Linked DNA regions of Mus musculus: region 2 is linked to region 1. A link is a loop called in an ENCODE intact Hi-C map of the cell type or tissue named here. Cell type or tissue: heart. All regions are shown on one strand.

The links. A loop is a pair of places that touch in the nucleus more often than their neighbours do. Peaks named below come from ENCODE experiments on the same cell type or tissue, not always from the same donor. Only the 100,000 strongest peaks of a DNase experiment are listed, where the experiment ranks them.
Region 2: it touches region 1 in a loop (6-fold over the local background); 2 of 42 quality-filtered maps call a loop at or near these places.

The regions. Positions count from the first base shown.
Region 1 is chr4:121,415,857-121,419,856 of GRCm38, reverse strand. Gm12886 (predicted gene 12886) reads left to right here. Exons shown (of 4, transcript NM_001144948.1): 2 at 2,309-2,406; 3 at 3,071-3,186. Among named protein-coding and RNA genes, the nearest start is that of Gm12886, 5.2 kb to the left of the region's middle. In heart, no CTCF peak of the experiment used is centred here; no DNase peak of the experiment used is centred here.
Region 2 is chr4:121,320,775-121,324,774 of GRCm38, reverse strand. Gm12888 (predicted gene 12888) reads left to right here. Exons shown (of 4, transcript NM_001033791.3): 1 at 1-14. Among named protein-coding and RNA genes, the nearest start is that of Gm12888, 2.1 kb to the left of the region's middle. In heart, no CTCF peak of the experiment used is centred here; no DNase peak of the experiment used is centred here.

The DNA of each region.
Region 1 (4,000 bases):
CGTACATAAGTCAGTTATGAGCAGCTTGGAAACTGATCATTGAAATTAGTAAAGTGAAGATTGGTGTCCATTTTAACAGAACAGTTTGCGACTGATGTTTTTTTTTTTTCAATTTTTTATTAGCTATTTTCCTCAGTTGCATTTCAAATGCTATCCCGAAAGTCACCTATACACTTCACACCCCCTGCTCCCCTACACACCCTCTTTTATTTCTTGGTCCAGGCCTTCCCCTGTATTGGGGCATATAAAGTTTGCAAGACCAAGGGGCCTCTCTTCCCAATGATGGTTGACTGGGCCATCTTCTGCTATATATGCAGCAAGAGACACAAGCTCTGGGGGTACTGGATAGATCATATTGTTGTTCACCCTATAGGGTTGCAGACCCCTTCAGCTTATTGGGTACATTTTCTAGCTCCTACACTGGGGGCCCTGTGTTCCATCTTATAGATGACTGTGAGTATCCACTTCTTTATTTGCCAGCCATTGGCATAGCCTCACTAGAGACAGCTATATCAGGGTCCTTTCAGCAAAATTTTACTGGCTTATGCAATAGTATATGATTTGGTGGCTGACTTTGGGATGGATCCCCAGGTAGGGCAGTCTCTGGATGGTCCATTCTTTCATCTCAGCTCCAAACTTTGTCTCTGTAAGTCCTTCCATGGGTATTTTGTTTGCTCTTCAAAGGAGGAAAGAAGTATCCATGCACTCACTGGTCTTCCTTCTTGATTTACTTGAGTTTTGCAAATTGTATCTTGGGTAATCTAAGTTTCAGGGACAATATCCACTTATTAGTGAGTGCAAGATAAGTGAGAGAAGAAAAGGTCTGTGTTTTCAGGAAAGGACCAGGCTGACTCTAGCTGGGTTTCTACAGCCTGCTGGGTAGCTGTGCTTAGATCTATTCTATTCCTGTGGCTGTGAGGACCTACAGAGGCTACTATGTTCATAGCAGCCATATTTATAATAACCAGAAGGTGGAAAAAACTTACATGTCTCTCAACAGAGGAATGGATACAGAAAATGTGGTACATTTACACAATGGAGTACTATTCAGCTATTAAAAACAATGGACTCATTAAATTCTTAGACAAATGGATGGATCTGAAGGATATCATTCTAAGTGAGGTGACCATATCAAACACACACACACACACACACACACACACACACACACATGATATGCACTCACTGATGAGTGGATATTATCCCAGAAGCTCAGAATATGCAAGATACAATTCACAAACCATATGAAATTCATGAAGAAGGAAGACCAAGTGTGGACACTTCAGTCCTTCTTAGAAGGGGGAACAAAATACCCATGGAAGGAGTTACAGAGACAAATTTCAGGACAGAGACAGAAGGTATGACCATCCAGAAACTGCCCCACCTTGGGATCCATTTCATAAACAACCACCAAACCCAGACACTATTGCAGATGCTAAAAAGAGCTTGCTGACAGGAGCCTGATAAAGCTGTCTTCTGTGAGGCTCTGCCAGTGCCTGGCAAATACAGAAATGTATGCTAATAATCATCCATTAGATGAAGCACAGGAAACCCAATGAAGGAGCTAGAGAAGGTACCCAAGGAGCTGAAGGGGTTTTTAACCCCCTAGGAGGAACAACGGTATGAAAAAAAAAAAAACAGTAATCCCAGAGCTTCCAGGGACTAATCCAGGAAAAAGCATACACATGGAGGGAACCATTGCTCCAACTGCATATGTAGCAGAGGCTGTCCTTGTTGGACATCAGTGAGAGAAGAGGGCCTTGGTCCTGTGAAGGCTCGATATACCAGTGTAGGGGAATGACAGAACAGGATATCAGGAGTGGGTGGGTTGGTGAGCAGGCAGAGGGGGTGCTGGGGGAGTGGGTTTAAAGGGGTGAAACAAGAAAAGGGGATAACATTTTAAATAAAATATATAATAAAGAAAAAAATTATTCTCATAAAAACAAGACTCAAGGAATTTTAATATTTTTTCAGTGTATAAATACCAAACTAAGATCTCTTTTTTATATTGTGTTACAATGTCAGATAATAGAAATTCCTGTTTTCATGGCTAAATAAATATAGCTTAATCATTAAGAGACCAGAGAACCTAGCTTCTGTTGCCAGCACATATGACAGCTTAGAACTGTGTGTGACTCTAGTTGCTGTGGGCCTGAGATTCTTCTCTGGCTTCTGAGGTTACTGCAGACAAGAGATGCACAGGTATACAAGTAGGAAAAATACACATACACAAGAATAATATGTTTAATAAATCTTTTAAAAGTAATATTTTCATTCATATGTTTCCATTATTGATCTTGTTGGTTAGAGATCGCTGCAATCGTGGTTTTCATGAAAACCTCTAACGAAACACCGAAATCTGGAACTTATGGCCAGTCTCTACAGGATGGGAAGAATAAGATAAAGGTAAGATGCCAGCTCCTTCCCTCTGGCATTGCTGAGGGCTTTGATAGACAGTGCTATTTGAAAGCTCTACCTTGGAAAACAGACACATCACTGGGTTTGTTTCATTTTGTATTGGGATTCAAGATTGTGTTCTATAGCTCAGACCAATCAGGAACTTAGTCTTCCTACCCCAGCCTCCTTAGTGTTGGGATTGCAGGCATGTGCCATCATGCTGGATAACCTAGTGGAAATACGATGGTCTCAACCTGTATGAGTTACATTTCTGTTGCTGTGATGAAAATACCATAATGAAAGGCAACTTATGTAGAGTATATATGGGCTTATGGGTTCAAAGGGATAAAAGTTCATCATGGCAGAAAGGCATGGGAGAAGGTGAGAGAACAAGCTTCAACTGTAAGCATGAAACAAAGAGCAATATGGATGTGAAGCAAGCCTGTGAAGCCTTCAATCCCACCCCAGTAATATATATCTTCCAGCAAGGATGAACCTCCCCATAACATCCCATGAAAACACCACAAACTAGGGAGCACATGCTAAATAGCTGAGCCAATGGAGGACATATCATTCAAACCCCCAAATACAACGTTAATTAGTTTCCCCTGAGAAAAGATCTGGTTACTAAGAGTCCCATCCTTTCATTTCTCACTGCTCCTTTTTTTTTTAGGATGTTGAGAAGGAAGTCCTGGATGCTTGTTCCCAACTGTGTCAGAGTCTTGCTCAGGATCCTAACTTGCACCATGGCTACATTCTTAGGGCATACTTCAAGGAACACCAATTCCTGTAAGTGTCCTTCTATTACATGAGGAATCATGACTTCTTCTATTCACATACATTGACTGTATTTATTTAGAGATCCACCCATATCAATTCAAAGAAGTTTCCTTTAAGATGTTCCTGTAAGTATTGTGGAATTTAAATTATTTGGTTGTTATACTTGTATTTATATACATGTACGTGCAACAGCTGCCTCTCTCTCTCTCTCTCTCTCTCTCTCTCTCTCTCTCTCTCTCTCTCTCTCTCTCTTACTAACTCTGTGCCCATGTGTTATGTTAGCATGAGTTGTTGTCAGAGGTCAATGTTTGTTTTGTCCTCAATTGCTTTGTACTTTACATTTTTATAATACATTTTTGTTTATTTATTCTGTGTGTATGTATGTATGGTTTGTGGAGTTGGTATGGGCACATGTAAGTGCAGTGCTTAGAGAGGCCAGAGGAAAACATCAGATCACCTAAAGACAGAGTACAGTTGATTGTTAGCTATGCATCCATTATGTTTGCTAGACACTGAACTTGAATCCTCAGCAAGGGTAGAAAACCCTCCTAACCATTAAGCATCTATGCAAGCTTCTATTTTACTTTAAAATTTTTAACCTGTATTTATTTACTTACTGTTCTTGTTGGAAAGTATGATGAGGATGATAAATTATGTCTCTCCATGAACCTGGAGTGAACTATTGAGCTAGACTGGCTGATTGATGAGCCCAAGAAACCCTCCTGTCTCTGTCTCTCCAGTACTAATATTATCAGATTGTGGATGTGCCTGGATAGTTAATTTTTATTTTTACAATGGAGCATGTAATCCTAGCTCAATTTCT
Region 2 (4,000 bases), 95 kb after region 1:
CAAGACTACAGTAGGTGAGTGAGGGGTAGATTGGTACAGAGCAAGCAACTCTCTTCCTCTTTGGTGTGCATTCATATCTGCAAAGCCAAAGTTGGAAGGGCTAGGAATTGGGATTTGAGGCTGCTCTACAATGAAGGGAAGGGACACATACTTCTTTGCTAAGCCCTCAGGGAGAGCTGTGTACTGCTGTATTTTATGTTGTCTTTATTAAAATCCTAGCAGCTGAGACATCAGTCTGCAGCATTTCACAGGCCATCTTGTCGCTGCAATGCTCCCTCAGGGCAGCTCACTGAGGCTTTCACTCCTTCACATCTGAATAGAGATCTACTGTGCACCTGCATGTCCTTCACACAGTTACTTCATAGCATCTGCTACACCTGACCATGAAGTGGTCTTCATCCTTCTGGAACTTTAATACATAAATCCTGATCCTATACAGTAGCTCTCCTCACTTTGTATAGTTCCTGGAATGTGCCTGGACCCTATACCTTTTCACCTATCATAGGAGGAAAATAAAGGAGGGGGAAACATATAAAGAAGTAGGCAAACATGTCAAAAGTGACATAAAGCCTGGAAGAAGATTGAGCCTCAGGTGTAAGCTTGTGCTTCTTCTTAGCAAATTAGGGCAGGATTCACACAAGAATGAAAACTGAGCAGAGCTGAAGTGGATGAGGAAAGATACCATATGGATGTGTAGTCAAGTGGAACAGCAAATGGAAAAACCATGAGCTTATTATATGTGTCCATATGAGTCATAGAGGGAGCAGAGGGATCAAGGGGAGAGAGGCTGGACACATCTGCTGGGGCTTTTAAGACTAGTGTAAGAACTCAGAATTGGACCTGGAACTTGTGAGGAAATGGGTAGCAGAATATGCCTGCTTTACATTTTAAATAATTGTTCTAAGCCCATTGTGGTTGTTAGAGCCTGAATAGAGCTAGTTTAGGAAAGAAATTCCTCAGCACTCAGGAGGTAGAAGCCGGAGTTTCTATGTAAATTTGAGGCCTGCCTGATCTTCACTTCGAGTTCCAGGTCAGCCAAAGCTACATGAGGAGGCCCGGTCATGTAAGGTAAAATTAAAATAAGATGTAAGTGTTGTTCTATTTGTGACAATAGATGGTCATGCAGGCCCTTCCAGTGATCACTGAAACAAAGCTGTGGCTGTGATCTCTAGAGAGAAGTCCTCATTTAAAAAAAAGAATTGAGGGACAGTCAACTGAAATCACAAGTCTGATGCTTGTCATCTGGGACAACAGGTGTTTTCTCCTGTTTCTTGATAGACTCGGATTTATTAGCTGTGAAGATTCATTTTCTTCAAGAATCTTCTCAAGGAGATTCCCCATGTAACATTCAGCTCAGTGTCCTGTTTGTCCTGGAGACTCCCTGGATTTACCCCTGTTGCTAGGCAGTTGATTTACTTTTTCCTCCTATGATAGCTGAAAAGGAATACGAGCCAGGCACATTCCAAGAACTAAAGAAAAGGAAGAGAGAGACTGTATAGTGTCAGGATTTGTGGATTAAAGGTATGACAATCTGTCTGTCTTGTCCCACAAGTGTCCTCATTTCTGTTGTAGTTGCTGTCTTAAGAAAAGGTTGTAGATGTCACAAGAGCTGCAAGGGGACACTACAGACCTTAAACTCCAGAGATGCCTGTATCTCAGTGCTGTACAGTGACAGGTGTTTGGTAACATGAAGAATGGGGAAGTGGTGGGACTCTCTCTCTCTCTCTCTCTCTCTCTCTCTCTCTCTCTCTCTCTCTCTCAGTGTGTGTGTGTGTGTGAGCGCACACACATCTCAACACATGAAGGAATCAGAGGTTATTTCTCTGGAGTCAATTCTTTCTTTCACACATGTGAATCCCAGGGAATAAACTCAGAACATTATGCTTGGTAGTACAAGTCTTTACTCTTTGTTAAACTACAACTTGGCTACGGTCTTCTTTCATATCATATAGCCTGAAGTAACCTAAAATCCTCTGTGTAGCCAAGGATTCCCTTGATCTCCTACTTCACAAGTGTTGGGTTTAACATCATATGCCTAGCGAACTTGGTTTTTGTAGACAGTGTCTCATATAGCATGTGTTGTCCTTTATCTTGATATATAGTATATAATTCATTTTTTCCTTTTTCTTTCTCTCTATTTTATTTAAATTTGTTATTTTATTTTAAGGCAAGGTCTCACTGTGTAGCCACGGCTTTCTTGGTGCTCACTATGTAGTCCTGGCTAGCCTCAAATCCGCATTGATCCCCTTGCCTCCACCTTCTGAGTGCTGCCAATACAGGTGCCACAAGTCCAGAGTTCTAAAGGTAACTTTGGAATCCTGCTCCTCTTGTGCTTTCCAAGTTATAGGGTTATTAAAAATGGTATCACTATCACCAGATCATTGTATTTTCTGGGGAAAGGGCACTGTGTTTTAAAACCAGGCTCACTGGTGTGTATTCTAGGCTAAGTGAACACAGGATCCCTTTGTCCCACCTCTGGTGTACTGGGATGTAGGCATGTGGTGGCACACCCAATTTACAAATCAGTCAATCTGATTACCTGTTTACACAACTGGCCAGTGCTACAGAGGTGTTTGCACAGGTGAAAAATTGAGTTCAGATCTACTGGTCTGGGAGTGGCTTAAAGTCCTGTCAGAGGGTGAAATCATCCCAGGAGTAACTATGCCAGGAGTAGGGACACCTCAGCTTTTGGAGAAGGAATGTCCAAGCAAAAAAACAGCTCAAGACAAAGACAGTGAGGGAATTTCCTAAGGGGTGGTAGGCAGTCAGGAGAGCTCAGTCTCCTGGAGCCACTGAAGAAATGTTCCCTGAAGAAGAAAACAAGCCAAGTCTGATGGCTCAAACCTAAGATCCCAGGAAGAGGTAGATGCCTGCAATTTCAAGGCAAATGTGGATTATTTAGTCACAGTATTGGATGATACACCACATGAAAAACTAATAACAACAACAAAACAACAATAACAACAAAAAATGATGCTACCACCATAAAAGTAGATAGCAGTTTATCATAGCACATGTATATAGGCCAGTTATGAGCAGCTTAGAAACTGATCATTGAAATTAGTAAAGTGAAGATTGGTGTCCATTTTAACAAAACAGTTTGAAACTGATGGGTTTTTTTTTCAATTTTTTATTAGCTATTTTCCTCACTTACATTTCAAATGCTATCCTGAAAGTCACCTATACACTTCACACACTCTGCTCCCCTACACACCCTCCTTTATTTCTTGGTCAAGGCCTTCCTTGTATTGGGGCATATAAAATTTGCAAGCCAAGGGGCCTCTCTTCCCAATGATGGCTGACAGGCCATCTTCTGCTATATATGCAGCTAGAGACACAAGCTCTGGGGGTACTGGTTAGTTCATATTGTTGTTCCACCTATAGGGTTGCAGACCCCTTCAGCTTATTGGGTACTTTCTCTAGCTCCTACATTGGGGACCCTGTGTTCCATCCTATAGATGACTGTGAGCATCCACTTCTTTATTTGCCAGGCACTGGCATAGCCTCACTAGAGAGAGCTATATCAGGGTCCTTTCAGCAAAATCTTACTGGCTTATGCAATAGTATATGATTTGGTGGCTGACTATGGAATGGATACCCATATAGGACAGTCTCTGGATGGTCCATCCTTTCATCTCAGCTCCAAACTTTGTCTCTGTAAGTCCTTCCATGGGTATTTTGTTTGCTATTCTAAGGAAGAATGAAGTATCCATGCATTAGTCTTTTTCTTCTTGATTTACTTGAGTTTTGCAAATTGTATCTTGGGTATTCTAAGTTTCAGGTCCAATATCCACTTATTAGTGAGTGCAAGATAAGTGAGAAAGATAAGGTCTGTTGTTTTCAGGAAAGGACTAGGCTGACTCTAGCTGGGTTTGAACAGCCTGCTGTGTAGCTGAACTTAGATCTGTTTATTCCTGTGGCTGTGAGGAACTGCAGAGTCCACTACATTCATAGCAGCCATATTTGTAATAACCAGAAGGTGGAAAAAACTCAAATATCT